7 separate regions of the Mus musculus genome follow, and all the other regions are linked to region 1. A link is a loop called in an ENCODE intact Hi-C map of the cell type or tissue named here. Cell type or tissue: heart. All regions are shown on one strand. Each heading gives the region's core, and the rest is flanking DNA. Links, peaks and the distances in the headings are about the cores only.

Region 1 (4,355 bases), core at 86-4,085:
GCTGTCGCTTCAGGATGCCGAATGCTGGCAGGAAGAAACAGTGAATGAAGATACTCCTATTCTCCCCGTTCCTTTCTTCTCTCCTCCCTCTCCTCTCCCTCCCTCCCTGCCTGAAAAGTACAATTCCCAAAGCACAGGAACTTAGTTGCTGCTGCTGCTGCTGCAGTAAGATAGCTACCGGGCAGCTTAGCTAAAAAGCTTCATTTCCTCCTGGATCACAGCACAGCTCCATGAAGTTTACAAAACTGCTCTGGAAGAAATGACGTGAATCTTTGATTTTCTTCAAGGGGCTGTCTGGTTCCTAAGCCATGCTAGAAGGACGAGTCTCAGTGCTCACAGCTGCCTGAGCCGTGACGCTGAGTCACTGTCCCACAGGGACCATGGGCATGTTCTGGGCATCAGCGGGTAGGGTTTCACCGAAAGTTTTGGAATTTCACATGCTGAGCATTTGCTTACAACTCAATAAGTTTTACCCCTCCCCCGCCCCCACCGGAGCTATACCCTAGGAGTACAAGTCTTTAAGCCAATCATTTATTTAACAGCTGAAGACAGACTCTTCATAAGAAGCAGAAAAGCAATAATCTTTCCAAACCATGAAAAACTGAAACCATGACGTCAGTTTCGGACTCTGACTCTACACATTCTTTGTGTGTTTTTTCAGAAACAAACTTAATGAGCCCAGAGCAGTCAGGCCCACGCTTTCTTTTCAGTCTTCCGGTCCTCACTGGGCAGCTAACTAAGTCATTTCACTTCCCTCAGCTTTGCAAAGTGCAATGTATGTAAGGGGGCAAAGGGAATGCCTGGTGGGCAAGGAGATGCAGGGACCATGAAAAACTGTAAATAATGTAATGGGTGTACTACCATGGATGTGCTGAACCACCCAGTGTTTTTGCAGACTTTACATTGGTGGAGACTATATATGAATCATATCTCAATAAAGCCATCAATTTCCTTTTTAGAATACAGTCTTGCAACTGTGGATGTTTTCAAAGGCCCTGCAGTGCTGACTTACCGCATCCCACACCACTGCAGCAACTCCCAGTTGCCTCCAGTCCTGACGGATCTGGATGGTGTGGTTCGCAAAAGAGAAGGTGGCGAGAGGCTTATGGAATTTCTGGAGCCCTATTGCCGCGCTCTCCTCATAGGGTACCAGGGCCATTTCTTCTGTCTATCTCTGCTGAGACCTGTCATGCAAAAAGAATCCTGAGTGTCACCAGAGTCAGAAGTTGAGTGCTGTATCTTACTTAAGTAACTTGGAAAAGCTGTTGACGTTATTACAAGTTCAAACTAAGAAATAGACTGAGGTGCATCCAATTTCTTCAACAGCTTTTCCTCCGAGACTTGAGGGAAGTGAAAATTGGCTCTGAATTGGTGTCAACTAATAACTCTGAGGAGGAAACGCCTAGAAATCTCTAACTACTGTGGCACCCTACAGGCTCCTGTTACTACTTGGGCATTACATAAAGAACGGTACACGAAGTGACAGTGACGGCCCTGGGCACCTGATCTGTCTGGACCCAGCTCCCACATTTTTGTTTGTTTGGTCCGCCAACCTACATCCTCATGTTCAGCTAGGACAAAGGAGCCAAATGCGTACTTCTGCTAAATCCTAAGGGTTCGCCCTGCCTTTTGACCCTAGAAGGCTCCCTACGGCAGAGTGGATGGAGTCACCCTGGGGGCTGGAGCGGACAATACTGGCGGACAACCCGCGGGACAAAAAGCACGTCCCGCACGACACCCGGGGGCCACAGATGCGCTTCCCTCGCGCCCACGAAAGAGTCCCGGGAACCCAGCATGGTGGGAGCAGGGCTCTGCAGAGACTCCTTTCGGACCCTCGGGTGGAGGCTTGGCGCCCACACAGCCCGCTGGCCACCCTGCAGTGCCTCCACGTAGATACTCACGGTTCCGGGAGGGTACCCGAGCCGCGCAAGCGCACAGCCTTGCCCAGTCGCTGTGCGGAGCTCCTCCTTAAAAGGCTGGATTGGCAGAAGGCGGTGGAAGCTGGTTCCGGGAAGAGAGACGCGGGTTTCCGGTCCCCTTCCCCGGTACCGCCGCTTTCCCCTGGCCCGTGCTGTGTAGTTCCTGTGAGGCCCTACGGTTTTGGGGCGCCAGGGAGGGCGAGTGCACAGGGGCGTGGGGTGCCTTGCATGGGAGAAAGGCCGACCTTAAAGTGGACAGTTAGTCGGCGACGTTGGCGCCCAAGGATGCGTAGCGAAGTAGAGAACTAAACGTAGTCACCGCGTTTGGTGGCAGTGAAGTGGGAGAGAACACTACCGAGCATCCCTAACCACGGCGCGGCTGGGGAGTGGGCGTGCGACGCCCAGGCCGGGTTTTGAGCCCGACCACATGCGCTCGGGCGCTCGCGTCGCTCCACGCCGCCACTCTGCTGGCCGAAATGGACGCCTTTCTAAATCCTGGCCGGCAGCCTCGGCTGCAAACTCCATCCCCGGACCTGGCCACCCAAGGGTCTCCGCGTGCCGGACCCTGCCGAGCCGCGACCGCCCTCGCCTCTCCCGGCCGGCAGGGGGCGCGCCTGACCTCCACATTCCAGCACCAGCTGCGGGAGACTGGGGACAAGTGGCCTGCAGTAAACTGGGGACCAGTAAGAGCCCTTTCCTCAAGTTACTGAGTTTCCTGTTTGGGTCTTTTCTTCCTCCGTTTTTTCTCTTAGTAAGTTTTCTCCTTACTTGCTCCATGGCTTTGTGCTATCTCGGCTTCTCAGCTTCCCCTTTTCCTTTTCTTATTAAAGCTCACGTTTTTGCGCTAGAGAGAGCTAATCCGATTTCATCAGTGAATACGCACAAGTGAAAAGACCACACCACGTTGATATGTAGTTACTAGAAGAAGAAATACCTTTCTTCCGTGTGTTTTCTGTTTTATTTCTTTCTTTTGGGGACCTAAACTAGGCACAGGAAAGTGTAGACTTTGGGTCAGAAAAACATTCAAAAATGTAAATGGGTTGACCTCCCCAGATTCCTGGGATCTAGCTAACCATTCTGTCTCCCTATTCTCCATCTTTCCACTGAAAATGTATACACACACAGGGGAGGATTGCATACATATGTATATGACTTTAAAACTTCCCCCAAGCTCTCCAGCACACTGCCAACAAGAGCATTTGCAACATTACATTTACTTACCGTGTTCCTTTTGCCCCTCCTAGCTCCCAGAGTTGTAATTATTGCCGACTTGCTTAGAAAGGGCACACATCCGCTTAGGAAAATCAACATCTATAGCAGTGTAGACATTAAAGAGAGCACAAACAGAAACCACTGGTGAGCCTCTAAATATCTGAGAAGAAAGACTTGTTTAATCCTTGGGGGAGAGAGTAATGAGCATTTGATAGAGTACATATTTAAGTGCTCAGCCTGCTATATGGCTGTCTTTAATATGCCCAGGGATTTTCCTATCCTTAGTTCATACTTGACCATACAAATTGTTCTTACCATCAGAACGTGGGTGAAAGAGCCCCTCGCAGCTGGGTAGTTGCTCCTTTCTCACTATCCCAGGGCTTTGGTTTGGTTTAGTTTAAAACAGGATCTCTCTTCTCTACATAGCCTTGTCTGCCCAGGAACTCACTATATATGTACCAGGTTGGCTTCAAACTCAGATGCACCTGCCCCAGACTGGCAAGTGCTGAGATTACAGGTTGTGTGTCACCATGCCTAGCCAAGGCTTGTGTCTTAACATCCAGGCTCTCTTTAGCACCAGGTCCCCGGTTGGAGCTTCACAACTGAAACAGGAGTGAGAAAGAAACCTTTGTAATCGTGGAGAACAGAGCGTGCTGCAGCATTGCTTAGGTGGTACCACAACGGGGGGTGCTAACAACTTGGGAGACTTCCAATGTGAGTGAGGTAGAGGGGCTGGAGAAATGACTTAGTGGTTGAGAGCGCCTTTTGCTCTTGCAAAGGATGCAGGATCAGAACCCAGCACCCACATGATGGCTTACAAAAATCCAAGACTCCACCTAAGTGCCACGGACCCAGTGTCCTCTTCAGTCCCCTGTATGCACAAAGCACACATACCGTAAACATGTATGTGCCCTCAAAAGATTCATACAAAATTAATGAGGTACATGTTTTAGTGTGACTGTTTGGCAAGGTAGGAATTCTTTTGGAGACCTTCAAGGCTTGTAAGATCTTCCTCGTCCTCTTGACTCCCAGGTGTCATTGTCAGTTAAGAGGACTCGACTCCTTAACCACGTTGTACCTCTAAGAACAGAGAGGACACTTCACTGGCAGCCTCCCTTGGTTTTGGTTGTTCAGTTTTCTTTCAGGCAGGTTCTCGCTCTACCGCTTGGCCTTGTCTTAAACTCATGACAATCCTCCTGCCTCGGCTTGCTGAATGAGATGTTG
Region 2 (4,355 bases), core at 276-4,275, 93 kb after region 1:
CTTGTAGGCAACAGGCACACCAACTCTAGCCACTAAGATATTTATTATTCACCTTGTATTTCTTAGAGTAAGATGCTCTTATGCCAGTATTCAAGGCATTATGTTTTATTATAGTGACTGTATAGAAGTAGAAAGCTGCCATTTGTTTAAGAGAAAATACCGAAACCTTACTTAACAGTGTATAATGTTTATAAAGGAAGTTTGTAATAGGAACTTGGCAGGTTTGATTGGTAGGTACCATACTGAGGGCAGCCTTCTATAGCACATCTCTCCAATGTGATTTGTGGACATTCAAAGCCTGCTTGGTTCCCTGCAGGACCACACATGCTGCTGCACTCACTCCTGGACTGTAGAAGTAAATACCTTAATGCTTTATCATTTGACATTCTAACCAAGGAAAAAGAAAACACATTTTATAGGTTTAACTTACCGTGACATTCTCTTCTATTTCCCTTCCCCTTCAGGTATCTCCAGGGCAGCTTACTAAAAAGTATAGCTCATGCTCAACAATATTTCTAGATGACAGCACAGTCAGCCAGCCTAACCTTAGAACCACAATAAAATGGTGAGTACAACTAGGCTGCCAGCGCTGAGCAACAGACCCCTCTGCTAGAGCACCCGAGCCATGCCTGGTCGTTTCAGTCGTTTGATTGTCATGTTAAGACAAAGTTTAAGACATTGGGGTCAATTAGATACTGATTTTTAAGGGACTAAGTGTAAAATTTCAGTTTCCATTTTATCTTAGACTGCATGGTGGAAAGGAGAGCCAGTTAGCAAACAAGAAATCCCAGGGAAAATGTGCCTCTGTCAGGTGCATTTATGTTGTGAAAGCACTGATGAACGTGATAGATGTGTCCAGGTTGATCAGTTATAGGCCTAAAACAATGCTTACTGTTTCAGAAACTACTCTGAGTAGTTTGTCCTCTCCTGGCACCATAGTACAGGAGCAGCCCCGTGCATAGGTTACAGTCGGAGGTGAGTTCTCCTGCGACAGTGACAGGAGAAGAGCGCAGGGTTGGAGCTTCCCAGGGAACCCGATTCCTTGGTTTCTAACTATTGATTTTTTTATTTAACATAGTTTGGGAAATGTTTGATTTTAGAGTGCTAATGCTTTTAATCCCTAATTTTACTCCTCAGTCTAAAACTCATAATGAGCTTATAATTCTAATTTTGTTTCTAATATCCTAGCTTTAGAAAAAACTGGCCAATTATCAGTAATTTCTTCATTTAAAATCTGCAAGTTCTCATGTGTTGTAGTTTATCTTTCCTTTCACACTTAAAACAACAGTTGAGATTAAATTGTGTTTCAGCAAAAACTGAGCCCCACCTCTGCGGGTCTTGAGTTAATCATCTGTTCAATAATTCCTGGGTGTGGGTTTTTAGGAAAGCCTCAATCTGTGAGACTAAAAAGATAACGGAAGTTTCATTAGAGTCCTCAGATCATTTTGAACTCAAATAATTCTGATGTTCCTATATGCAATTTGTATATTTTTAAAGAGTAACTTTGGTCACACCAATAGTTTTCATCCCCTTCTCCCAATTCCAATGTAGTCTAACTTTTAGGAATCTACTTTTGAAAGTACAGTTTTTAATTTGTTTTCTTTAATTATATTTTAAAAGTCAGTAAATTTACTTGGTGAAGTAAACATTTACCAAAAAGATTAAAGCAAATTTTGAAAAATGTTTATCATAGGCAACAACGCATGATTTTCGAGGAAATTAAAAAACTGTTTTAGCCGGGCAGTGATGGCGCATGCCTTTAATCTCAGAACTTGGGAGGCAGAAGCAGGCGGATTTCTGAGTTTGAGGCCAGCCTGGTCTACAGAGTGAGTTCCAGGTCAGCCAGGGCTACACAGAAACCCTGTATCAAAAAACAAAACAAAACAAACAAAAACAATAACAAAAAAAACTGTTTTGACTCATACAACTTTTTTCAGTATACATGCCTGCATGTGAACATGGTGGCTCATATCTGCATTCCCAGCAATTGGGAGGCTGAGGTGGCAAGATCCAGGAGTTTCAAATCATCCTCAGCTACATAGCAAGTTAGGGGCCAACCTCAGCTACATGAGACTTTGTTTCTAAGACAAGAGAAATATGGCCTGGAGAGATGCCTCGTTGGTTAAGAGCATTGTCTGCTTAAAACCATCTATACTGGGATCTGATGCCCTCTTCTGGCATGCAGGTGTACCTGCAGATAGAATTCTCATACATAAAATAAATGAAAAAACCCGTGTCTGTGAGCACATGCATTTTTTCAGTTTTGCCTTCCTTTCAATTCATAGATAAGTTCAGATGACTTTAAGAAAGGAGATGGGAGTGAGGCATTAATGCCATTGGCAGAAAGTGGCTGAGCAAGTCCTTTGATCTTCCTTAACCCCTTCCCAGCCTTTTCAGCACAGTGGAGTCACCCTGGGAACTTGTTACCTTAGACTTAAACCAATGCCAGTTTATCAGAATGCCTTGAGCTAATCTTATATCAGGGTGACTTTGGTGTGAGGCAAAGTTTAGGAGCCACTGCTTAATGAAAATAAAGAACTGTGCCTGCCCACCTGGTGTGGGACCTTAGATTCATGAGTTTTAAACATTGGTCCCCTCCCTTTTCTATAAAAGTGGTTGTTGGGTGAACTGTTGTGTAAGTCTTAGTGTCCTTTTCAGAACCAATTTTTTTTGTGTGTGATTTTAAAAATCAGTCTGAGGGTAAAACTGAAGCACTGTAGAAGTATCCATCTTTTATGCCAATAATGTTACAAAGTTCAAATTTTTAAATTTATATCCAACTACTTCTAAAATTCAGATTTGCCTTCCCTCAAACATTTTCACTTTACATTTTAGATGGTATGGGCAGATGGCAAATAGAACCCTTTGTTCCCTAGTTTACATCATCTGTGGCAAACTTAGGAGTAAAGTAATATAGTGTCTAAAGGGTCGTGTCTACTTACTAATATTTCACTTAAACTAATTCGGAATACCTGCCATTAATACTATACCTTGTGCTATACTGAAAGCACTACTTACTTCAGGGTAGCTAGTCTTATCAGCAGATTTGTGGGCACTCATTCATATTTACTAAGTTTGCTACTAATAATCATACAGAAGTGATTTTAAATGCTTTTATTCAATATGCAGAACTTTTCATTACTTACTTTAGGGAGCTAATGGTCTGTGGTGTTAAATGGATATCATCTGCAATCTGAGACCTAATCCGAAATTCCTACTGTTTAAAGTTTAAACATATGTACAAATACTGCAACTTGCACAGAACAAAAGATTCTATAGGTAGAAGGGCAAATGATAGGAGGGATAGATAAGCATTTTTACATGGCCATAGTCAACAGAAATCATATGTCTTCTAAAATCATGTTGTCTAGTTGTGTAAGAAATCAGAGCACTGTAAGTAGAATGGTACTGTTCTAACTGCAGGACATCAGGGCTTCCCGGGAAGTCAGCCCTGCTTGAAAATGAGAAAACAAATTGCTTCAAATATTTTTTTTCCTTTCACAGTGTGACCTTAGCAATATATTACCACATAAAGAACAGGTGAGCATGTTAAATCCAACTTCCTATCCCAGCTGATTACCTTGCTGATACCAAATAGTATGCTATAGCATGCCTTTATTACAGTCCTGAAATGAATCTTTATTATAATAGAGTTCCTTGTTTGAAGATTCTAAACTTGCTGGTTTATATATATTAAAATGTAAAAATATACATTGAAACCAGCACATAATTTTTCAAACTTGATCCTAATAATTTAACTAATTTCTTGTTGTGGTATCTCCTGCATGCATTATAGATTGTTTAACAGTGTCACAATTGTCTGTTCCCATTGTGACAGTAAAAAAATCACAGCAAAGAGCCATCTTGTTAGCATAATTTTTTCAAATGACTTTCCTACGTAAAATTGAGAGAAAATATTTCATTTGCATATCTATAAATTTTAATGTAGGTCTTGGTAGAAAGACAAATAGATTTCCTTGTTTCTCTGTCTTTCTTTCAGTTTGTTTTAAAGAACCAAGAAACCAGTTCTCACACATATACATTTGACGGAAAGTTATTTTTAAAGCGTTCAGATTTTTTGATGCTCTACAGCACTACACTAAGGGTGTCTCATTGTAATAGAGTTTTGTATCTCTCCGTGAACTCTTAAACACTGTACTCATTGTATAAATGTGCAAATGTTTAATAAGTGTATCTTTTACTAGTGCATAGTTGGATGATGTATCCTGGTCATATGGAGAATAATGAGTCACCCTTATTATAATGTTAGCAGAAAGTGTGAGCACGGAGAAGCTGTAAGACACATAGCAGAAGGCACAAGGTCCCAAGCTTGGCTTTTACAGAGCTTGACAGCT
Region 3 (4,355 bases), core at 133-4,132, 370 kb after region 1:
AAATGTAAATAAAGAAAATATCCAATATAAACAAACAAACAAACAAACAAACAAACAAACGACTTTTCATAGGTCTACAAACAAAACCCAATGATCAATTGCACCTAGGGGATTATGGGACACTTTCTGGAAATAAACAATATGCAAGGCAGACCACAGTATCACACATGGGGTAAGGTCCCTGGAGCATTGTGGGCAGACGCTAAGGGAAGGTACTATGATCCTAAATCAAAGATGCCTCCAGGGCTTGGGTGTAACACGAAACTCAGCCAACCAGGGAAGCAAAGAAGAACCTGCTGCTAGTTAGACGGTCACCTCAGCTCCAAGTGTGAACTACTGGGAACGACTGTCTTTTGGCATTGTTCTCTCTACTTGATTATAGTTCAAATCAACTGGACCCATCAGCTTTCTTACTGACTTATTTATTCTTATTTTATGTGCTTGGTGTTTCACCTACATATATGTCTGTGTGAGAGTGTCAGATCCTCTGGAACTGGAGTTACTGAGAGTTTCGAGTTATATGGGTGCTGGGAGTTGAACCTGGGTACTCTGAAAGAGCAGCCAGTGCTCTTGACTGCTGAGCCGTCTTTCCAGCCTCAAAGGCCTTTTAATTTCAACACTAATATTGCTTTAATCACTGCTACAGAAAGCTAGTGCTTGAAACCTTGAGAAAGGATCCAATGAGCACTTACTACAAATTTTTATACATCTTAAAGATTTTCCTGGAAACAAGACTGATTGGAATGGGAGGAATATAGTAACAGAAAATAGAGCTTATGCCGAGACAGTGAAACTGAGTGGGAAAAGTCTGTCCTGATTAAGGGGTTCTCTTGCTCCAAACTCTCCAAGTCTGAAAGACCATCTACCCGTGGCTCTTCTCTTCTCTTCTCTTCATGCCAGAATTCAGCCCACCAGCAACTCTTCACATTGTCTTTCCAAAGCATCTGTCATTCCTTGACTTCCTACCTTTCCTCCACATCAGACCCTCCATCTCAGGGTCTCAGAGTCTCAGGGTCTCAGCCGCAATATCTCTTATATAAGCAGCACAATGGCTTTCGATGCATCTCTCCCTCTGACCCTCACTCCCACCCATTTTCACCATGGCAGCCAGATGCAAAGCGTCCATCAGACCATGCACACTCTATCCCGGCTAAAAAGGCATCCTTTCCGCAGAATGCAGAGCAAATTCCTTTCACCTCCAGTGCCTACCCTGTGTAGACATGGCTGACCTGCCTCTTCTCCCATTTCTTCTCCTGCTCCGTGGATCTCCATGATACTTTTTGCTCTCCAGATGTCCCCTGTGTGTACATAGACCCTGCACAAAGGACTCTCCTTGTTTTGTGTTCTTTTATTCATACATCTACCACCAATTATTTTAATTTCCCACAGCATGCAAGTGTGCTCAAATGCACTATTGCAGGAGGGCTTTCCCCCCCACACACGCGCACACACACACACACACACACACACACACCTTACTGAAAATAGCATCTTGAGCCTCCTCTCCTTCCTTTGCCTTTATGCTCCTTATCATGAGCTGAAATTATAATATACTATTTAATGAGTTTGCCTTTTGTCTCTGTCTCTGGAAGGCAAACTGTGCAAGGAAGACTGTGGTCTTTCTTATTACCCTTTCTCGAAGTAGTTCTTTACTTATATGAACGACTCAACACATATACCTGTGGAATGAATTTATGATTTCATCTTAATCCTTTCTTCTCCTGTGAACAATTTTGGGAATGAAGGCTACTGGGATGCCTGGGGACAGTATGTCAGGAAGCCAGCTGTGCTAAGTGACATGCTGCATGTCTGTCATGAGTCAACGTTTCCGTGGTGCCTGTGGGTATTTAGGCTGTAATCTCTGTGGTGCAGAGCTGAGCACCTAAACAATGCTGTATGAAATGCTGTGAAACAGCCTGCAATCCTCTACGTAAGTGCATGCCGCCCCCTGTAGGTGGTTATCTTGTTGAAGCTGGAGACTCACTCTGTTCTACAAATGATTTGAATGTACATCATCTATAAACTAAGTGCTGAAAGGATTGAGTAAGGTTTGTGATTTCCAATTTAATCCTCGGATCGGGTTCTGCGATTCCAATGCACATGTGTGTGTGCGTTCATTTGAAATATCTAGCAGTTATCAGACTTGAGAAATGTCAGTTCTTTCCAAGTTAGTTTATCGCAACTCCAGTGAAAATATGTAACACTAATTATTATTTTGTTTCTTTTTATTTTGAGGAAGAGTCTCACCATTTAGCCCTGTCTGGTTTGGAATACACAGAGATCCATCTATGTCTGCCACCATGGCTAGATTATTTATTTTTATTTTTAGCTACGTATATGGATGTGTAAGTCTATGCATATGAGTGCAGATTCCTGCCAAGCCCAGAGGCACTGGACTGCCCAGGAGCTGGAGTCATAGGTGACAGTAAATTGTCTGATGTTGGTGCTGGGAACTGATCTTGGGTTTTTTGGAAGAACTCCTGCCTCTCTTTTATTTTTCTTTATTTCTTATAGAACTGAGCACGTTGTTTCTGAGCCTTACATGAAAAAGATAAGAAAGATAGGAAAGAATAGTTAAAGGAGTAATAAAAGCAGGTATCCTGGTAGAGCCTGACCTTGCTAGATGCTAAGATAAGCTGCAAAACTCCTTCCTATATTTAACACAGTCCCTATTCTTGGAAGGGATGATTTGGCATAAATTCCTGTCAGTTGTCCCCAGCTCAACATTTAAATCTCAATTTTAACAAAAAACAAGTTTTCTAATGCTAACTCATGCTAAATATGTATAGGAAAACCAGGGTTTCAAAATCACCCAGGGAACCATTCAGATAGCATGAGTGTTCATTATTACTATACTGGGATTTACTGTGCTATAATAACCATAGTAATGGAACAACAGCAGAGCAAAGACACCCGCAGGGTCCTTCAAACTCTCCCCGCTGGCATGGAACCTGAGTAGTATTCTTTCATTTGGTTGTTCTCAGCAATAGATTGGTTTGGGGCCCAGATTCACCTGGGTAGACTCTCAAATGAAGGATTGTCTAAACTGGTTTTGGCTTGTGGGCATACCTGCAGGAGACTGTTCTAATTAATTTAAGTGATTTGAGAAAACCCAGCCCAGTGTGGGTGGCTCCACTCCCTATTCAGGAGGCCTGAGCTTTGTAAGAGTTGCTCAAGTCCAGTTGAGTGCAGGCAGGCAGATGAGCATTTGTGCAATCACTTCTCTTTGCTCTTGACAATGATGTGATGTTGTGATCTGTTCCAAGTTCCTACTGCCTTGATTTTCCCTACATATTAGACCATGCCTGGAGTTGCAAGCATTAACAACAGCCTTTCTTTCTCTTAAGTCATTGTTTGTTTGTTTTGTTTTGAGACAGACACTCTCTGGATGACCTGCAACTTGCCATGTGAAGGAACCAAGCTAGTCTTGAACTCATGGAGATCTTCCTGCCTCTACCTCTGAGTGCTAGGATTAGAAGCATGTGCCACCATGCCTGGCTTCTAAATTGCTTTTGATCACAGCATAAAACAAGGAGTTTTATCACAGCAGTGGAAATAGATCACACAGCAACAGCCATTCCCCCCACCTATCTGACCTATGTGCAGAATGTCTCAGGCATTGTACTAGTGTCTGCTTGCTCCTGATACACCAATCTTCAGAATTCTTGACGAAGAAATTACAGTTCTGAAGAGATTCCCAAAATCTTCTAAGTTATCCTGTGGTGGGTTTTTGTTGTTGTTGTTGTTTTTGTCAGTTTATTTTGTCTTTTTGTTTTAGTGCCTTCTTTCCATGTTTTGCTGGGTAGTTTTTGTTTAGAGTCATCCAGGAAGATGGAATGCCAGCTGAAGAATTGCCTCTGTCTAAATGCCTGTGAGGCAAGTCTGTGGGCAGTTTTCCTGGTTGATGACTGACATTGAAGGTCCCTGTGAAGCCACCACTGGGCAGGTGGTTCTGGGCTGTTTAAGAAAGAGGGCTGAGTAAGCCAGTAAACCATGTTCCTTCAGGGCCAGCCTCTGCTTCAGTTCCTGCCCCACTTACCTCAGTGATGGACTACAATGTGGCTAAATTAACCCTTCCCTTCCTTAAGCTGGCTTGACCAGAGTATTAGATCATAGACCACAGCAACAGAGAGCAAGCTAACACAAAGACATTTAACTGGCAGTGACTGCCCATTGTGGTAAATACTGAGACCTTTCTACTGTGAAAAAAAACATGTTAAAGTTTCTAATATGTTCTGGAAAACCAGAGCCCAAATAAGCTAAACCAAAAATAAAATGGTGCTGATAAATGCATGGGTTTGGGGTTTATTTATTGTACTGGCATACATAGGTTGGAATGATCTGGCATTCCAATG
Region 4 (4,355 bases), core at 147-4,146, 390 kb after region 1:
CCATCTGGGGACCACTTTATTCCCAGATCATATCAAGCCTTCATTGTCAGTTTGGTTCCCAGGAAGAAAGTTCAATAACTTTGTTCGTATTATGATGGGAACAAAAACTGCAGAATTGAGTTCTTTAAAAAGTGAGAAAGTGGTTATTTGTAGTGCATTGACACTAAAGAAAAGTTCAATTCTGATCTATGAAATGGAGAATACTACACTGACTGGCTAATAATACAATACACAAGAAACTTCAGAAGCTGTAAGAGCCTACAAGGAGTACTTTGTTTCCAAGGTCTGTGCTACACCGTAAACATACATAGTAACTGTGACTAGCCACCCTACACTCCATTTCCTGAGACTGTGAGGCAGGAATTAGAGCCAGCTGCCTCCTTTTTAATGGGACAAGTGCCGCTGCCCTTGGCTTAACTCTCTGCAAATGCTCCCAGGCTCCCTGGTCTAGCTTGGTCCCTTCCTCCTCTTTACCAGTTCTTTGTCCATAAGGAGGCACGGTCCAAGTGTACCAAGATGGCTAGAAGCCTTCCACGGGTCCTCATTATCTGGAAGTTCTTGGCATTCGGTTCTACGTTCCTAGTGTCCCGTCTGCTTGTTGCCTCCACTCGCCCCTTTATGCTGACAGCCACATTGCCCACTGTGGACCACACTCTCCCTTGTGTTGCCATGGTGCCAGCATCAATGTCCTTCTGTTCTATTGTTATATTCTCATGCATATTTTATGAAACATCTCAAAAGTTATCTTATAGCGAAATAGAAAATCTCCCTCCCAGAATTCATACCTAATCAAGGGGAGCCCACATGTTTCCTGCCCTGTGTCTCCACAACGCTTCACAGTAACCGCAGTTAGTTGTGGTCTCACTAAATCCATCATGCATCCAACAGAACTCAAACACCAGGTCAATGCAGATGACAGAAATTTATTGTCATCAAGCCTTTACTAATCGATAAGGGCCGCAGAACAGCTGGACTATCATCTGGAAGGGATACAGCATATTTAAAGAATAAGACCACAGAGCAATGGGGGAATAGGGTGGGTTATAGCATTGCCTGGTTGTATTTTGACATGAGGGGCTGAGCGAGGGAGTTTCCATTAATCAGGATGGAAGTTGGTCCCTGGGACTGGGAATATGAACTTGTTTGACCCTGCCAGCAAGGTGGAGACATTGTCCTTGAGATGTCTGGACGCAGACAACTGTTTCCTTATAACAGAAGCTGTGCAGCCTATTGGGGAGTCCCCAGCTGCCCTAGGGCCTGAGAGCTTAAGTTCAGTTTGTCCGTTAAATGGAGTCTGAAAACAAAATGGTAGTACTGAGGATAAGTCTCTCTTGCTTGTTCTCAACACATTTGATATCAGTTATGGATCAGACTCCCTGGCTAGACTCTGAGGAAAGGCCCCACGTAGCTCTTCTTGACATTTCCAGAGCCCTGATGTGATGCGATACAAACTCACATGGTGTTTTGCTGAGGTAAGACCTGTGGGAGGACATGTGATGTTTGCAGAGAGTATCAACAGGATTCACCAGACAGTAACAGCGGGCTCGCAGTTAGCCTTGTAACACTTTGTTGGTCTCACGTCTTTGCTGACTTTCACTTCTTTGAGAGAAGCATGGCAGGGAACGTCTTCTGGTGTCCCAGCTGGTCCTGGTCACTCCCACTGACATGTGCTGATTTGGTAGAGAGAGGCCTGGCTGTTTCTGCTAGGCGATGCCACTGCCGCTGATTCATGTTTGGCATCCTGATACTACCAAACTGGAATGCTGGTTCCCTGATCACAGAGATTGGAATGGCCCCAAAGAACAACTTCTAAACAGGTCCACACACCCTTATTCTATTTACCATCCTTTCTCTCCTACGTTTGGATGGTGGACTAGAAGCGGGGGTTGAAGCGTTTGAGAACCCTTATTAAAAGTAGGTTTTTGAGAAATCTGAGCGTGCAGAACCCAATAACACAAAAGGCACAAGTAATATCACTACCCAATCAAAGACTGGTTAAAAAGCTCTCATATATAAATGTAACTTATTCTGCGGTCCCGCTGTCACATTAACCTGGGCACTTCCCCAGACATGAGGAATTTGTTCCATTGTTCCTGCCCACAAAACTGGGGCATCTAGCTCTCTGATTGGAGGCATTATTGTTAACTATTTTTATAATATATCTTTACTATGGTTCATTTAAATGTGATGGAAATATGTGTCCTCCCAACCCAGGCCTCAGCTTTCCTTGATCTATATTCATTTCCCAGGTATACCAATTGCCAAAACAGGTGCTGACCCCCCACATGGTGGGCTGTATTAATCAGGATGTTAATCTCTATGCAGCAGAGCTGTGACATTTACAAAACAGTCACTGATTTTTTTCTCACGTAAACTCCAAATTACCAAGACATATCTGGAAAGTTTAGACATCTCCAGACCGTGCCCTGTGAGAAGCGGAGTGAGCATGAATCATAAGGTCACCAAACTTACTTGTTTCCCTCTAGTGGGAAAGCAGCGTTGATGCTTGCCTATAGTGGGAGGTTTCTAGCGCCACCTAGTGGTTTTCTCGTGCTTCCTACAATGGTGCTGTTTCAGGGAACTGTGTTCATGTAATAAACCTTCTAAAACAAACAAAGAAACAAACGAAAAACAACAACAACAACAACAACAACAACAACAACAACAACAACAAAAGTAGCCAGGCGGTGGTGGCGCACACCTTTAATCCCAGCACTTGGGAGGCAGAGGCAGGCGGATTTCTGAGTTCGAGGCCAGCCTGGTCTACAAAGTGATTTCCAGGACAGCCAGGGCTATTCAGAGAAACCCTGTCTCCGAGACAAAAAACAAGACAAAACCAAAACCAAAACCAACCCTTCTAATGTTCTCAGACATTCTGATTTATGGGAAGGCTTTGGGTTCTTTAACCTCACAAAGGCTTGTTTGCTGTGGGCATGACAAATAGATCCAAAGGCAACTTAAACTCCCTGGTGTCAGGTATTCATGTCCACTCAGATAAGTCCCCTGAACCGAGAATGGTCACGACCAGTGAAAAAAGATTCCATTATATTTTTGTAAATTTTCTGTTATTCATTAATGTTTTGTATACGTCTGATGTAAATCATATCCTATTAAAGACAAGACTACTAGATTATAAAATGTATTGTATGAAAGTATATATTACTTTATGTACATTTTTATTTCAGTATGCAATTTTCCTTACTACAGCGGTAGAAAGCATGTTCTTCCACTTGTTCAAATCTTAGTATTTGTCTTCAATATCTTATTATTTTCTCTGTAGTCAATGTTAAATTTACTCATAGGTATTTTGAGTTAGTATCAAAATGAAAGTTTTGATAATATTCCAACTGTAGGTGCTTTGCCTCAAAGTCTGTGTGTTTGTGTTGTATCTAAGTTAGCTACAAAGATCTCTGATGCATTCTAAGATTTTTTTTTTTTTTTTTACTCAGATCTCTTGAGTACAAGTAAAATGTAAAAATATACAAAGTCCAATCTTTTGGGTAAAATGACTGAATATCATTCATAAAGTCTACAAATACCATGACTGGAAAAATTTGGCAGGTAGTAGGGATACAAGGGAGCCTGTTTTGAAAAATACCAAGTTCCAGGTGTCCCTTACATAGAAGCAAGGCTGTGGAGTATTATCTGGGAAAGCTGTGCTATGGATACTGACTTAGGGTTTCTCAGTCCATAGATGGTGCTTAAACCCATGAATACATCTGCGGTCATCAGGAGAGATAGTAAATTTAAAAGCTAACCCAAGATTCAAGGGCAGGTGAAAGTAATGCCTCCTCTCACTTAAGGAAGGGATTCTTCAGGTACATGGATGTGATGTGGGATGAGCAGGTTGGGTAGTTATGTGTCTCCTGAGGGTGGTGGCTTCAGAAAGCCTCTGGTACAGTGGTTCTCCACCTTCCTAGCACTGTGACCCTTAGATACAGTTCCTCATGGCGTAGAGATCTTCAACCACAACATTATGTCATTGCTAATTCACTACTGTTGATTTGCTATGAATCTTAATGTAAATATGATAGACAGCATATCTGGTATGTGACCTCAAAGGGCTGAGAACCAATGCTCTGGGACATGACAAAACTTGCCAAAAGAAGGGCATGATTAAAAGTACCTATGTCCACGGCTGGTGAGCTGGCTCAGTGGTCAAGAGCATTGACTGCTCTTCCAGAGGTCCTGAGTTCAAGTCCCAACAACCACATGATGGCTTATAACCATCTGTAATGAGATCCGATGCTCTCTTCTGGTGTGTCTGAAGACAGCTACAGTGTACTCATACACATAAAATAACTTAAAAAAAAAACAAGTACCCATGTCCTTAACAACCCTTGTTGTTGACTACT
Region 5 (4,355 bases), core at 89-4,088, 73 kb after region 1:
ACTGAGGCTCCCTCCTCTCAGATGGCTTTAGCTTGTGTCAAGTTGACAAAAAACTAGCCAGTAAAATGGCATTTGGTTTTCATTAAATATAATATAATTTCTGGGAGATACAAACAACTTCTACTCATACTTCCATTTCCCCCAGTTATTTTCCAAACTGTAACCTTATAGGAAAACAGGGGTCATGAAGTGAACTTTCCCGAAACTTCTCTACCAGCAATGTCTCCATGTCACATATGTCTTTTCTCCCTGCTTGCTTCTGCTTCCCAAAGCTTACCTCTCCCAGATATTTCTGCCTTCTTGGGGACATCACTTATTAATTCCTCCTTTTCTTCGAAGTCTGAAATTGTGTTGTGCTCATGGGCTCTTACTCTTTTAGTATTAAAGTACTTTCATCTTGCTTTTTCTCCCATCTTAAGAGAAAATTTCTTTAGTTATATACCCTCTGCCTTCTTCTCCCCTCAGGATTCATTTTCATACAACACTTAACAATGTCAAAAACTTTCTTCTCCAAACTTATTCTTCTTTTTATCTGTCTAGGGGAGCGGCATCAAAACCCGCCTACCCTCTAAATCAGAACTTTAGACTTTTTTTTTTTTTTTTTTTTTTTTTGCCTTCTACTTCTGTTCTCCCTCCATATCCAATAGGTAAGTACTTCCTATTTCACTTAGGAAATAAGTTCTTTGTCCACTTAGTCACCAGTGCCCTTTGTTGGAGTTGTCTTTCTTTCCTAGGAAAAGACTAGGCTTCCTTAACTAGACCTTTCTTCCCTTCCTTCTTACTGTCCAGAATAACATAGTCTTAAATACACATGACAATGACTTCTGAACTTCATGTTCAACACTTATTTCCAGTATAAAATCTAAACTCTTGGTCTGGAGAGATGGCTCAGCGGTTAAGAGCACTGACTGCTCTTCCAGAGGTCCTGAGTTCAATTCCCAGCCACCACATAATGGCTTACAACCATCTGTGATGGGAGCCAATGCCTCTTCTGATGTGTCTGAAGACAGCCACAGTGTACTCATACAAATACAATAAATATATACATTAAAAGAAAACAACTAAACTCTTGACCTCATTGACTTTGGGGTCAGATATTTGTGTTTGTACTCCAAGAGCAGCAGTGTGAACTCGTACAGCTAGATTCTCCAAATCTTTGCTTCTCATTTGCCTAAATTTACTGGGAGCCTGGACTGCTGGACTTCAGGAACAGAAATGAACGAGAAGATTCAATTAGGGAAGATATTTAAAATCCCCAAGTGAAAAGATTGCTCTTCCTTAAAATGAACACTACCAAGCACCAACAGTCTCTGTCATTTTCCCTAACCGTGACTTCCTTTCACAGGTACTCGGAGATAAACCTGGAATCCAGACTATTCTGGCCCCTACACGAGCAGTAACCTTGTCATGTAACCTTGAGAAAGTTACTCAGTTTCTGCATGCTCCCCCTACCCTGCCACCGATCAGTAAAATCTGGGAGATCGAACATTGGACTGCTCTTTAGACTTAGCGCTAAGGGAGCTCGGTTGGCATGGTTGGCAATACTTGGTGCATGCTAAAGGTCAATTGCTCTCTACCATCCCCATCACTTAGGACTGTGGGCACCCCACAGTGTGGTTCTCTATTTTGTGGGAGAAAACTGTTCTCTGCATTGCTAGTTAAAGAAACAAAGTCTGGAAACTCCTGTCTTGTGATGGCAGAAAACAAGCGAAACCGGAGTTGCTGGCTCCCAGCTTTTCTGAACCGAGAGTTTGGTCCTTATTTGACGTACGAGGAAATTGAAGAGTGACGTGTCCTCGGGTTTCATGCAAGACACAGTCACGACTCTTTATTGAGAGTAAGGAGCGAGCCCCGGGGTTGCTATGGCCAAGTTGCAAGCGAGAACGTAACACTGGGAAGACAGGAGAAGAGCATTTAGCCATATACAACCGGCTAAGTCCAGTGCAACTTACTTGGGTGAGCAAAGGGAAGCTGTCAAACATGGAGAGACCAAACTGCTGACAAAACCAACTCTTCACCAGGCCGGACCTTCGGGGCCCGCCTTGAAGGGCGGCCTCGAGTAACAAACTGCCGCAGCTCCCCAGTAGGAGCCGGACTCGGCGCAGCTCGAGATGAATGGAAACCAGAATTCGCGCGGCTCAGCTTAAGGGACGGGGCGGGGCTTTGTGAGTCACGTGCCTGGGCCGTAGGCGGGTGCGTGGAGGGAAGTCCGGGTCTGATTGGCTACCCGTCACCAGGTGACCGCGGAGCGCGTTCCGGTTGGCAGGAGCCGGCTAGCGGCCTTCAGTTCGGAGGCGGCGACGGAAGGAGGAGGAGCTCCGGCCGCGCTCTCGGCCCGCAGTGGCTGCGTCTCCCAGCGCTTGTCGGGTCCCCACCCCTTTTAAATAAGCCGGGCTGGTCGCCGCCCTCGCAGACTAGTCCGCTGTGGGGAGGCGGCGGCGGCGAGCCGGCGGGGGTGCGGCCGAGGCCGGAGCCCTGCCCCGGGCTGGGCGGCGGGGCGGGCGGGCGCGCAGCGGGCGCGGCGGCGAGTGCGGGCGGGCGCAGCCCCGCTCTGCCCGGGGCTGCCGGCGCCGACCGCGCCATTGTTGGGGGAGGGGGCGGGCGCGGAGTCCGGGGCGAGCGGAGGCGCAGGCGTCGGCCGAGCGGAGCGGACGCTCCCCATGGGGAACACGCTGACCTGTTGCGTGTCCCCCAATGCCAGCCCCAAGCTGGGCCGGCGCGCGGGGCCGGCAGAGCCCGACTACGAGTCCGAGGTCTACGAGGCGGCGGCCGGGGACGCGGTGGCGGTAGCGCCGGCGCCCGCTGCGGCCGTGGAGCCCGCCGAGTTGGATTTCGGAGCCGGCGAGGGCCACCACCTGCAGCACATCAGTGACCGAGAGATGCCCGAAGGTGAGGAGGCAGCGGGCGCGTCCGGGCCGTGGCGCACCTCTGGCCTCCACCGACTCCCTGGGTCCCGCTGGGAGGCGGCCGCCGCCTCGGGTTCCTTCCTGCCGGGATTATTCCTGGCGCAGGCCTGGACACCGGGAATGAGGGCTGTGGCTCGTGTTCCCACCCCTTATTCTTTCTCGGCCACGTCTGGCCAGTTTCTCTCCCACCCCTACGCCCAGTTCTTCACTCTTCCCATTCTCTCATTCTGACCCGGGACCCTGTACCCGGCACCGCTTCCTCTTTGTACTGCTGTGTACCGTCCAGTGGAACTTAAGACTTCAAGAGACTATAATTGCCCCTTTTCTTAATAAAACTCCCAGGTACCCCTAACCTCAGAATAGCCATCCCATCTCTCTGTCCTTACTTAGGCAGATGGTACGTAAGGTAAGAGCATAATGTTCCTCTTGCTCTGAACGAGTTGAGTAACTGATACTAGAGCAATCTAGATTCAGCATGGTTAAAGATTTCTTATTTACGTTCAAGTAGAGATTGCCACCAAAATGTGTATGGTATTAAGTAGGATTTTGAAAGTAGCCTCAATAATAAAGGTTGCTTTATTACTTTCAGTTATAGTTGGAACACAGAAAGAGGAGACTTCTGTGAAAGATGTTAGTTTCTTTCCAGGCTTCAGAAAAGTACTGCTTCCCCTCCCTAACAAGGAGTAGTTCTGCTTGCTTTAAAATTATCATTTTGGTAAATACATCGCCATTTAACAAATTTCATTTATTTTACCTCTTCCAAAGGAAGCAGGGTGGGGAGAGATTGTTCATTGGGCGTTTAAATGGAGCCAAAAGCTTAAATTTAGCTTTAAATTAGTAATGTAAAGGTTTGGGATTTAAGAAGACAGCCCCCTGCGGGTGCCTGTAATATTTGTTTCTATGGCTCCATTTCCCTGCACACCTTCAGCCTGGAGGTTCTTACTTGGTGCTAAGAAAGTTGAAGCTCGAAAACTGATCCATTGCAGGGTGAGCTGGCTGGGTAGGTAGGAGGGAGAAGAGGAAATACTTGGTGTTTTATAATTATAAAATTTTTGAAAATCTGTGAATTGGGTAAAAAGTAATTCTAGATAGCAGTGTGGTTATTGAATGAAGGCTACAGATCTATAAGACAACGTATCATGAGATGTTTAAGCTACATTGGCTTGTTGGCTTCACTACAAATGAGTTCCTTTAGAATAACTTAAGGCCCATGATCGATACACTTTTGTAACTTTTTGTAATAGTCAAATGTTGTAAAAGAATGTAAAGGTAATTGTATCTTTAAACAGTGGAGTGTGTGTTTATGAAAACTGTCCAGTTTCAATGTTGTAAGTTAAGCCTCTGGATTTACAAACAGTATATGGGTAGTGTTGAGTGAGAGTCCAAATAGGACCTTTTTATAATTCTTGAGGGATTACAGCACAGTATCATGTATGCCTATTTGTTCCT
Region 6 (4,355 bases), core at 272-4,271, 960 kb before region 1:
CCAGTTGAGAGAGAACTATCACAAACAAGGGGAGGGGGCACTGGAGAAATGGCTAAATGGTTAAGAGCACTGGGTTCTTCCAGAGGACAGGGGTTCGATTCTCAGCACCCTGGCAGCTCACAAACATTGCAACACCAGTTTCATGGGATCCAATGTCCCCTTCTGGAATACATGAACACTGGGCATGCATATGGCACTGCAGACAAAACCCCATACACATGCAAATAAATAAATACAACATTTTAAAGGAAAAATTTGGACAGTGTCTAGAGAATAACACTTGAAGTTTTCCTCTGCCCTCCATATTGACATGTGATTGTGCCCCAAAACACATGGGCATCTGTACACATATTATATGAGTGTGTGTGTGTGTGTGCGTGCATATATATATATGCACACACACCCAAAAATTATAGTTTACATCAGAAGTGGTGGGAATACATCTGTAATTTCAGCACTGTGTAGGTGAAATAAAATGGGTGGTTAGTTAAGAGGCTAGCCTGGGTCACACATTGAATTCATACCAAAAAAAGCAAAGCAAGACAAGACAACAGAACACAATGTAATGATTATTTGGAGGTTAATGACAGGGGACGCTTTACCATTTAGGGCAGTCGAACAGAAGAATGAGAAATTTCATCTATAGCATAAGTCTGGTTTCACCGGTGTTGAAGTGCAAATAGCACTTGCAGAGCAGTTACTCAAACAATCTTCTAAGCCCCTGATGCCTTGCAAGAGCAATTACTTTCGTGGCCACTACGTGGCACTGTTGCCTCTAAGTTCTCTATAAACCTAAAGGCTGTAAAAAGTAATTGCATCTTTACCCTCTTCCCATCCTTGCCCTCCATAGAGGCCTTAGCTGAACATCTGCTGCTGGGCCTCACGAATGATCCAAACACTGAGAATTAGTAGCTGTTGAGTTCTCAGCCTGTGTATCTCCTCCTCCAAGGTTCAGGGAATATCACAGAAGTGGAAGCAGAAAGGATCTAAAAGAAAGAGAACGGGGTGGAGGGGTGGACCACCATCTTCCAGGCTTGCCACCGGTGACGATCTGCACAGGAGACCTGCTCAGGATTGGCCCCACCAGCATTTCGTGACCAGGGGAAGAGAGGTTCTGGAGACCCCACACCTCCCAGAGATTTATATATTCAGTTAAAGGTTGGAGGGGGGTGAGAAAGAAACAAACACGAAACATGAAAGGAGGAAGATATGAAAGTAGAAAGAGGACTCTGGAAAAGGAAAGGGGTAGCAGGACGAATAGGAGACAAGAGAAGGTAAAATGGCAAATAATGGTAAAATATATAAGTGTATGAAAATACTATAATAAACCCATGATATATAATTAACATACGGTAATGAAAATAAACTTAGAAGAGAGAAAACCTGTGGCTGTAATCTATGCTGGCTGTGTCAGCAGCACCCACACTACGCACCTGGCTGGCCCGTGGCTAGCTGAGTCCCTTGAAGCCAGCTGGTCCAGCAGCCACTGTCTCCCCACAGCTCCTACCCTCTGGCGTTTCTGAGGCAGGTTGTTTCTGAGACTCCTGAAGAGGAGTTTTGTATTCTCTGTTGCTGACATCTGTGGAAATGAACAATATTGAAAGGTGCCCTTGAGGGGTAGACAAGATGGCTCACTGGGTAACCTGACCACCTGAGTTTGACCCTCTATCCATATGGTGGAAAGAAAAAACTGGTGTCCACAACTTGTCCTCTGACTTCCACGTGTTGGCTGTTGGCACACATGCACACCCGCACACAAATGAATAAAAGTCATAAAATCAGGCCAGTAAAAAAAAAAATTAAAGAGCATCAGATCAGTTCAAGCCTGATCTTTCCTTATCCATTGGTAATGACCTGCTGCACTATCAAAGCTTTGCTAGCTATTTCTTCTATTGTTGGTGGTTGGGAAAAATAATCTTCCTTGCTCCTAGAATTTCCTCATACCCTTCATGTATAAACCTGCATGTAGCACAACTCTCCAGGCTGAATTCCCCAACTGCGTCAATAAATAACTGCTTCTTAAAGAGAATGGGGATTCTAAAAACTGTAAGAAGGGACATCGGACTGAGTTTATGGTTGCTAACATTTGGAGATGTGGGTTCCTTTAAGAATAAGGTGATGACTTGTGGATTCATGTCTAGGAACACCCTCCCCAGTTTGCTACTGTATACAATTTCAGTAGGTAGTGGGTGACCCTAAATCCACCCATCCTGCCCACCTAAGCAACTTCAGGGAAAAGAAACAACCATATTCAATTTGAGGACTCCAGTTCTTAAGAATAAAAGTCTATTAACAAGATGACCACACGGTGTCACTATAACACCGTCAAGTCGCAGGCTTCCAGGGCCAGAAAGGTATTCCGAAGCAATGAACTAAGTAAGGCAAAGCTGGAGCAGTTTAGCAAGGCTGTGTATGCTCCAGAGGAAACGTATTTGGAAAAATTCAGGCGCCTGCTTTTCCTGGATGGACTTTGATCTTGAAGAGAGAATCGGAAAGAACTGGGAAGCTGCCTTTGGTGAAAGCAATCCAACTGCAGCCTTCACTACAGTGATGCTGAGAGGAACTTCGTTGTACAGATTCACCCGAAATCAGTGGTTAAAAAAGACAATGTTTTCTCACTCCTCAGGCACCCCAACTGCCACCCACCCCCCTAAGAAGAGCAAAATGCTTTTGTATTTTTGTATTTTTCTTTTTTCTTAGACTTAAATGCACTTGCTGATTACTAATGATTTTCTTTAAAAGAATCGAGAGTTGTGAAGTTTTACTTTTTCAGCAAAAACCTAGTTAAGTTCTTTTTCCTTTTTATTCCAAAGGGAAAGAAAAGAGATACTTGAAATCTAGGACTCGGGGAAAGTCGTATTAAAGCCTTTACAAAGAATGACCACAACCAGAAGGTTTGCTGTGTCATCTCCAGCAAATCAACACCCTTCTTCTTCTTCATCCATTCCAGGTGCTAATGCCTGCTCCTTGTAACTTTGACAGATGTTTCCTAGTAGATAGCATGAGATCAATGGTCATAATGTAGCCCATTAAGCCTTTTCTTGTTCCCAAAAACATTTATAAAAACCTGAGATGTAAACAAAGCACATTTATGTTTAATCTCATGGCATGTATCAATCATAAAAAAAAAAAACAACAAAAGTCATTATGACTTTTTTCCTACAGTGCATACTACTATTCTGTCACACGGGAGCCCTTTTACACTGAGAAAAGTTGATGGTTAAGCCGGCCCTTTCCAGTGTCTTAAGTGTTAACTGAAAGAAGAAAAGTTTCTTTTTAATTAGTTATCTTATTTATGTATATTTCAAATGTTGTCCCCTTCCTGGTCTCCCCTTTGCAAGCCCCCATCCCATCTCTCTCTCTCCTTTGCTTCTAAGAGGATGCTCACCCACCCACCCATTCACTCCTGCCTCACTCCTCTAGTATTCCTCTACACTGGTGCATCAAGCCTCCACAGGACCAAGGGCCTCTCCTCCCATTGATGCCCGACATATGTAGCCGGAGCCATGGACTTATCCATGTATACTCTTTGGTTGGTGGTTTCGTCCCTGGGAGCTCCAATGAATCCAGTTAGTTTATATTGTTGCTCTTTCTATGGGGTTGCAATCTCCTTCGGCTCAGAAGGAACGGTTTTTAAATGTAATGTCTTGTAAGGACAGTAAGGGGGCAGGGAATTTTTTTCCACACTGCCTTAGATGTTACCTGGACACATTCCTCCATCACAGTGTGTGACTTCTCGTGGGAATTTTTGTGGAGACCAGATAAGAAACACAGCTCACAGATGTCAAAGTCCAGGCACTTTAGACAATGGTATCTGCCAATTGAAATGGAAGAACAGCTTATGCCACTTTCAGTAGGAGAGCAAACAGGTGATATTCAAGTAGAGAATGAGCACCCACAAACATACAAGGGGTGCCTTCTTGGCCTTGCAAAACTTTTGTGTAGCTTTGAAAATTAGTCAGCACACTTTAAGTGGGAAGGCACTCCCCTTTGTTACACAATGTACAAGATGGAAAAGACAAGGGTTTTTAATAAGGATTATTTGATGAACTATGCAGCACTGTTGACAGTTACAGGGAATTGTCTGGACAGTATGCTAATTACCCTTAAGTGTGTTCCTTCATGTTCTGAAATCACCTTCAGAGTTACAAGAAAGACGGCTGAGTGGATAATACAACTAGTTTGTTGATAATTTTAACAAAGCTTTTTCTACCATCTCATCTCAGTCTTCTATGACTTATTTTGTATAGAACATAAATGAGAACCCATCTATCTAGAACTTAATTCTTGTAGTAGGGACAACCTTTGATCCTTATGCCTTGTCTTCCCCATCCATCCCTCCCTCCTTCCCTCTC
Region 7 (4,355 bases), core at 263-4,262, 83 kb before region 1:
CAACAAAAGGTGAAGAACTGGCGGTTAGGGGCAACTCAGAGAGCAGTTGCGGTAGCTTTGAGGCTACGGAAGTCACACTGTCAAGTTCTGGGGTGCAAACGGTGGAAGCCACGCCGCAGCAGCGTGCCACCGCTGCAGAAAGGGCTGAGAAAAGTCAGCACAGGATGTCGCGGGCAGGTAGGGTGGGGATCTGTTTCAAGTGTTGAGAGCAGCATGGCTGATCATTTCTCCAGCCTCAGAGGGAGGACGGTACCCAGTACCTAGGGGCTCTGGCTGGCCGCAAAGCGGAGCTGAATCCCCACATGCCACCTGTGCCATAGCTTTCTTCCCAGCAAAGAACCAGCTCCGGCCCGGCAGACTCCCCTGGCCGGTAGCCGGCGTCTCCAACCTTCCAGCGCCGTCCGCGCGGCTCTGGGCCCTCGCGGCGCGTCAAAGTTCCCGGGCGGTCTGCTTCCGCCGCAGGATCAGACCGCGCGGGGGTTTCCAGCAAGTCCCCGCCACCCCGGGAATCCCCACACCACCCCAAATCTGGCTACACACAAACCCCGCTTCCTCCAAATCTCCTCAGCTGGCGTCCGAAGCCTCCACCCGCCACAGTGAGGCTCGGATCGTGCCTCCAGAGCGGGTCTCAAACCGCCTACACCAGCTTCCCCGGTCAACCCCTTCGCAGCGCCGGGAAGTAGCCGAAGGCCTTCGGCAGGTTCCGCCAGTAGCGCGGGGGCGGGGCCTGTCGAGCGGCTCCGGGTCGAGCTCGGCTGTTTCCGTGAGTGGCCGCTGCGCACTCGGCACTGGGCGGCGCTGGCTGGCTCCCTGGCTGCGGCTCCTCAGTCGGCGGCGGCTGCTGCTGCCTGTGGCCCGGGCGGCTGGGAGAAGCGGAGTGTTGGTGAGTGACGCGGCGGAGGTGTAGTTTGACGCGGTGTGTTACGTGGGGGAGAGAATAAAACTCCAGCGAGATCCGGGCCGCGAACGAAAGCAGTGACGGAGGAGCTTGTACCACCGGTAAGAGGAGCAGGAGGAGGAGGCAGGAGCCGGAGAGAGCCGGGGGGACAGAGGGGGGCCGGGGAGGCGCCGGACACCCGCGCTCGGGGCCTTCCCCTCGCAGGAGGGGCCGCGGTAAAGATGGAGCCTCCGCCCGAGCCCCACAACACCGCCGCCGCTCGCAGCGAACAAAGAATAATGGCGGCGGACTGGAGCCAGCGGCGGCCGGGCGGCAGCGACTCTGCCTGCAGCCAGCGGCGGCGCTCATGGCGGGGGGCGGCCGGGCCGGGGCGGGGTGCGAGCGAGCGGGCGGCCGGCCGCGGCAAGCTGGCGCCCGCGTTCCCGCCGCCGGGCCGGGCCGGGCCCGGCCGTGCCGGGCGCGGAGCCGGAGCCGGCGCGGAGCGGAGCCGCCCCGGGGGAGGCCGCCCGCCGCCGCCCCCCGTTCCTCGCCGCCGCCGCCCGCCTGCTCGCACGCTCGCTCGCCCCGGCTGTGCCGGGCTGGCCGCCCGGGCCGCCGCCTGGGTGCCCGTGGGGGGTGGAGGAGGAGGAAGAAGAAGGAGACAGTTGAGGGCAGAGGAGGTGAAGGTGCTGCCGCCTTCGCGGCGGTGCCCGCTCGGCGAGCCGCAACGTCCGACCTGCTTTCCTCTACAGCGCTCTTTGTGCAATAAAGTTCGAAACCCAAGGTTTTCTCTGGTGCTGTATTTTATTCTTGCCCCTCTCCCCGGCTCCCACGCGGTCGGAGAAAATGCTGTTTTCTGCCCTAGGCTGTTTTAAGGGTTTGGGGTTTTTTGTTTTTGTTTTGTTTGGTTTGTTTTTGTTTTTTGTTTTTTTTTTACTATTTCCCTCACCCCTCGGCTTTGAAGATGAAGAACGAATCAGTAGTCCTGGGAATGCATTCTTTTGGGAAGGAAAGAGGTGCTAAGAAAACATACATGTAATAACTTTTTGCAGAAACTGTTGGGATCTTGTAAAAGGGAAGCTGGTGCTTGAAAACAGTTTCGGTTTTAACCCTTTCCACTAAGATAATGATCACTTGAGGTCAATCATTCTGAAACCCTTAGAAATTATCGAAGGGGAAATTAGTATTAGCGAAGGTACTTTTCGTTTTCTGTCATTTGAAGGGAGGCAGTCTTGCCAAGGTTTTTTGAGTCATCCGTATCTCCCCTTAGCCTCTGCCATGCTCCTCACACGCTTCTGTCTGAACTTTAATGGAGGATTGATATAATTCTCACTCTAAAAATAGTTATTGAAACTATCCATTATTTGTATATTGCCGTAGGTAATCCCAGCCTGAGGTTGATGGCAGTTTAAGCCAGCAGGGGTTGTGGTGTTCCTTTTTTTCCTTCACCTAGAACATCTGCAAAGGGGACTGTCAAAAGTCATTGACACCTTAAAGATCCAAAGACATTTTTAAAGGGCATTGCAGTATGACCTATTTAAACCTGCCATATCTTCTCAAAGTTAAGAGTTTGATCCTAGCCTCAGTTTTGCACCACATCTGCCTTCAAAAGATCTAGCACAAAATACCTTTGGGCCATCTATTGAAATCTTGTGCCCTGATGATCATTTCCCAATTGAAAAGCAAAGCCCAAAATTTTAGTTGATTTGAAAGGTGCACAGTTTTTTATATATTTGGGGGGGGGGGTTGCTTGTTTCTTTTACAATACAACCAGTTACTGTACCATTGAATTGTGATTGGTCCATACAAGGCTTTTGGTTAGGAATAAATATTGATTGGTAATAGAACCATTGTGTTTGATTTTTTTTCTATGCGTCAGGACTCTGAAACTTGACAAGTTACATTGCTAGTCTTTAGCACTCCAATTTGCAATTGTTAAGAAAATTAAGATGCAATAGAAGGAGTTGTTTCCATAGGGTTGAGAAGATGATTTTGTTTCCACACAGTGAAGACTCTATACATGGTAATGTTGATGATAAAATAGTTTTTTCAAAAGATTTTCTACAAGCCAATAGTGATGATACATGAGGATGATTCTTCCCCTGTGAGAATAAAAAAAAATTCCTATGTGTCCTTTCTTCAGTGTTGACCAAAAGATACTTTAGGTTTTATTTATGGGATCTTTTATGGAGAATCAAATTGATTCTCAGCAATTGCAAGTGAAACTTGGAACACTTTTTGTGTGCATTAATTTTCAAGCATTCACCTGGAACCTGACAATAAATTACAGTTCTCTCTTGCAGAGGTCAGTGAAAGTTCTAGCACGGTGTGCTTCCCTCCTCTTCCTCCTTCCTCTCCTTTAGTTGTTTATTTTTGATGGACCTATGTATTTTAGAAAGCTAATGAATTATTTACAAAAACTTACCTAATGAATACTAAGTGAGCATTCCTTTGGAATTTAAAACTAGTGTTAAACACTTTTGAACAGAATTTCACACAAGGGCCTGAAGAAACAGACCATAATATTCTTTTTTCCTACCCTCAGATACTCATAGGGATTTTAGTTTTCTTAGAGAAGTAGTTTTGTCACTTGTAAAGCCCTTGGGTTTGTTTTTTTAAATCTCATATGCCTTTTTTAAAACAATAGAGAACATTGTTTACTTGTGACAGTGCTTATACGATATAAAATGTTTATTACAAATACGTTAGCAGATACAGCCATATAAACTCACCTGTTATACATTCGTGTGAGCATCTTTCTTGCTGTATTACTTCTAGTGGTAGCTTCATTATTTTGAATAAATAGAGCTCAAATCTTAGCTTAAGAATATAATAGATATCAGAAAATAGATAATTATAGCAGTTTATTCCTCATGCATGTGTGAACTTGACTGCCCCGCTGAATACTTGACAGTAGTCACTGGTGATGTGAATATTTAACACATATAGTGATGGGCAGTACATTGAAAGATCGTCTATCTGGTTTGGGAAATCACGAGTGTGGGTTTGAAACTGCTAGTCTTGTCACATGCCTGCACTTGGGGAGTTTTGTGACCATGGGACACTGTCTGCTATCTCTGCCTCAGTTTCTTCACTTGTAAAGTTAAAATAATAGCATATACTCCTGGGGGTTTTGAGATAAATAGAAAGTACTTTTTCTAGGGTGAGTTTAACTGTTCATCTTAGTTTTTACCTCTTACCTTTGGGACTTCCCAAAGATGTCATAATTTCTCCAAACTTACTGTGTTTAATACAGTTGGCCAGAAAGACCAACAAATCCAACGAGGAATTTTACTGGTTTTATGCTTAAGGAACTGTTGGGAACAGTTATTTGTCATTTGAAAACAATCAAAGGAAAGAGAACACTCTTGGTGAGCTGAAAAGGAGTCTTTGTATTTTCAGTTTTGTGTTTTAATTATTTTTGTGGTTATAGTGTAAAACATAAGTTATAGCAACATATCCTATATTCTGTGTCATC

The links. Peaks named below come from ENCODE experiments on the same cell type or tissue, not always from the same donor. Only the 100,000 strongest peaks of a DNase experiment are listed, where the experiment ranks them.
Region 2: it touches region 1 in a loop (7-fold over the local background); 27 of 42 quality-filtered maps call a loop at or near these places.
Region 3: a loop joins it to region 1, with 9 times the contacts of the local background. A loop is called at or near these places in 12 of 42 quality-filtered maps.
Region 4: a loop joins it to region 1, with 3 times the contacts of the local background. A loop is called at or near these places in 11 of 42 quality-filtered maps.
Region 5: a loop joins it to region 1, with 6 times the contacts of the local background. A loop is called at or near these places in 29 of 42 quality-filtered maps.
Region 6: a loop joins it to region 1, with 2.8 times the contacts of the local background. A loop is called at or near these places in 11 of 42 quality-filtered maps.
Region 7: it touches region 1 in a loop (4-fold over the local background); 10 of 42 quality-filtered maps call a loop at or near these places.

The regions. Positions count from the first base shown.
Region 1 is chr1:64,615,261-64,619,615 of GRCm38, forward strand. Mettl21a (methyltransferase like 21A) reads right to left here and starts at 2,504. Exons shown (of 3, transcript NM_025964.4): 1 at 1,013-2,504. The coding sequence starts at 1,159. In heart, for the core only: no CTCF peak of the experiment used is centred there; DNase peaks (open chromatin) are centred at 1,961 and 2,521; H3K4me3 peaks cover 1,972 bases; H3K27ac peaks cover 1,952 bases.
Region 2 is chr1:64,707,914-64,712,268 of GRCm38, forward strand. It overlaps Ccnyl1 (cyclin Y-like 1), which reads left to right. Exons shown (of 10, transcript NM_001097644.1): 4 at 465-565; 5 at 3,505-3,540. Among named protein-coding and RNA genes, the nearest start is that of Ccnyl1, 19 kb to the left of the region's middle. In heart, for the core only: a CTCF peak has its summit at 2,175 (motif pointing left); no DNase peak of the experiment used is centred there.
Region 3 is chr1:64,984,425-64,988,779 of GRCm38, forward strand. No RefSeq gene overlaps it. Among named protein-coding and RNA genes, the nearest start is that of Gm24788, 15 kb to the right of the region's middle. In heart, for the core only: a CTCF peak has its summit at 1,953 (motif pointing left); no DNase peak of the experiment used is centred there.
Region 4 is chr1:65,007,842-65,012,196 of GRCm38, forward strand. No RefSeq gene overlaps it. Among named protein-coding and RNA genes, the nearest start is that of Gm24788, 8.6 kb to the left of the region's middle. In heart, for the core only: a CTCF peak has its summit at 2,524 (motif pointing left); no DNase peak of the experiment used is centred there.
Region 5 is chr1:64,688,512-64,692,866 of GRCm38, forward strand. It overlaps Ccnyl1 (cyclin Y-like 1), which reads left to right and starts at 2,834. Exons shown (of 10, transcript NM_001097644.1): 1 at 2,834-2,889. The coding sequence starts at 2,880. 2810408I11Rik (RIKEN cDNA 2810408I11 gene) reads right to left here and starts at 2,148. Exons shown (of 2, transcript NR_038009.1): 1 at 1,953-2,148. In heart, for the core only: a CTCF peak has its summit at 2,321; DNase peaks (open chromatin) are centred at 2,330 and 2,940; H3K4me3 peaks cover 3,115 bases; H3K27ac peaks cover 2,230 bases.
Region 6 is chr1:63,657,437-63,661,791 of GRCm38, forward strand. It overlaps Dytn (dystrotelin), which reads right to left. Exons shown (of 15, transcript NM_001081658.1): 9 at 3,703-3,814; 10 at 1,434-1,579. Among named protein-coding and RNA genes, the nearest start is that of Dytn, 27 kb to the right of the region's middle. In heart, for the core only: CTCF peaks have their summits at 750 and 2,304; no DNase peak of the experiment used is centred there; H3K27me3 peaks cover 675 bases.
Region 7 is chr1:64,532,022-64,536,376 of GRCm38, forward strand. Creb1 (cAMP responsive element binding protein 1) reads left to right here and starts at 783. Exons shown (of 9, transcript NM_009952.2): 1 at 783-999. In heart, for the core only: CTCF peaks have their summits at 853 and 2,275; a DNase peak (open chromatin) is centred at 840; H3K4me3 peaks cover 2,631 bases; H3K27ac peaks cover 2,094 bases.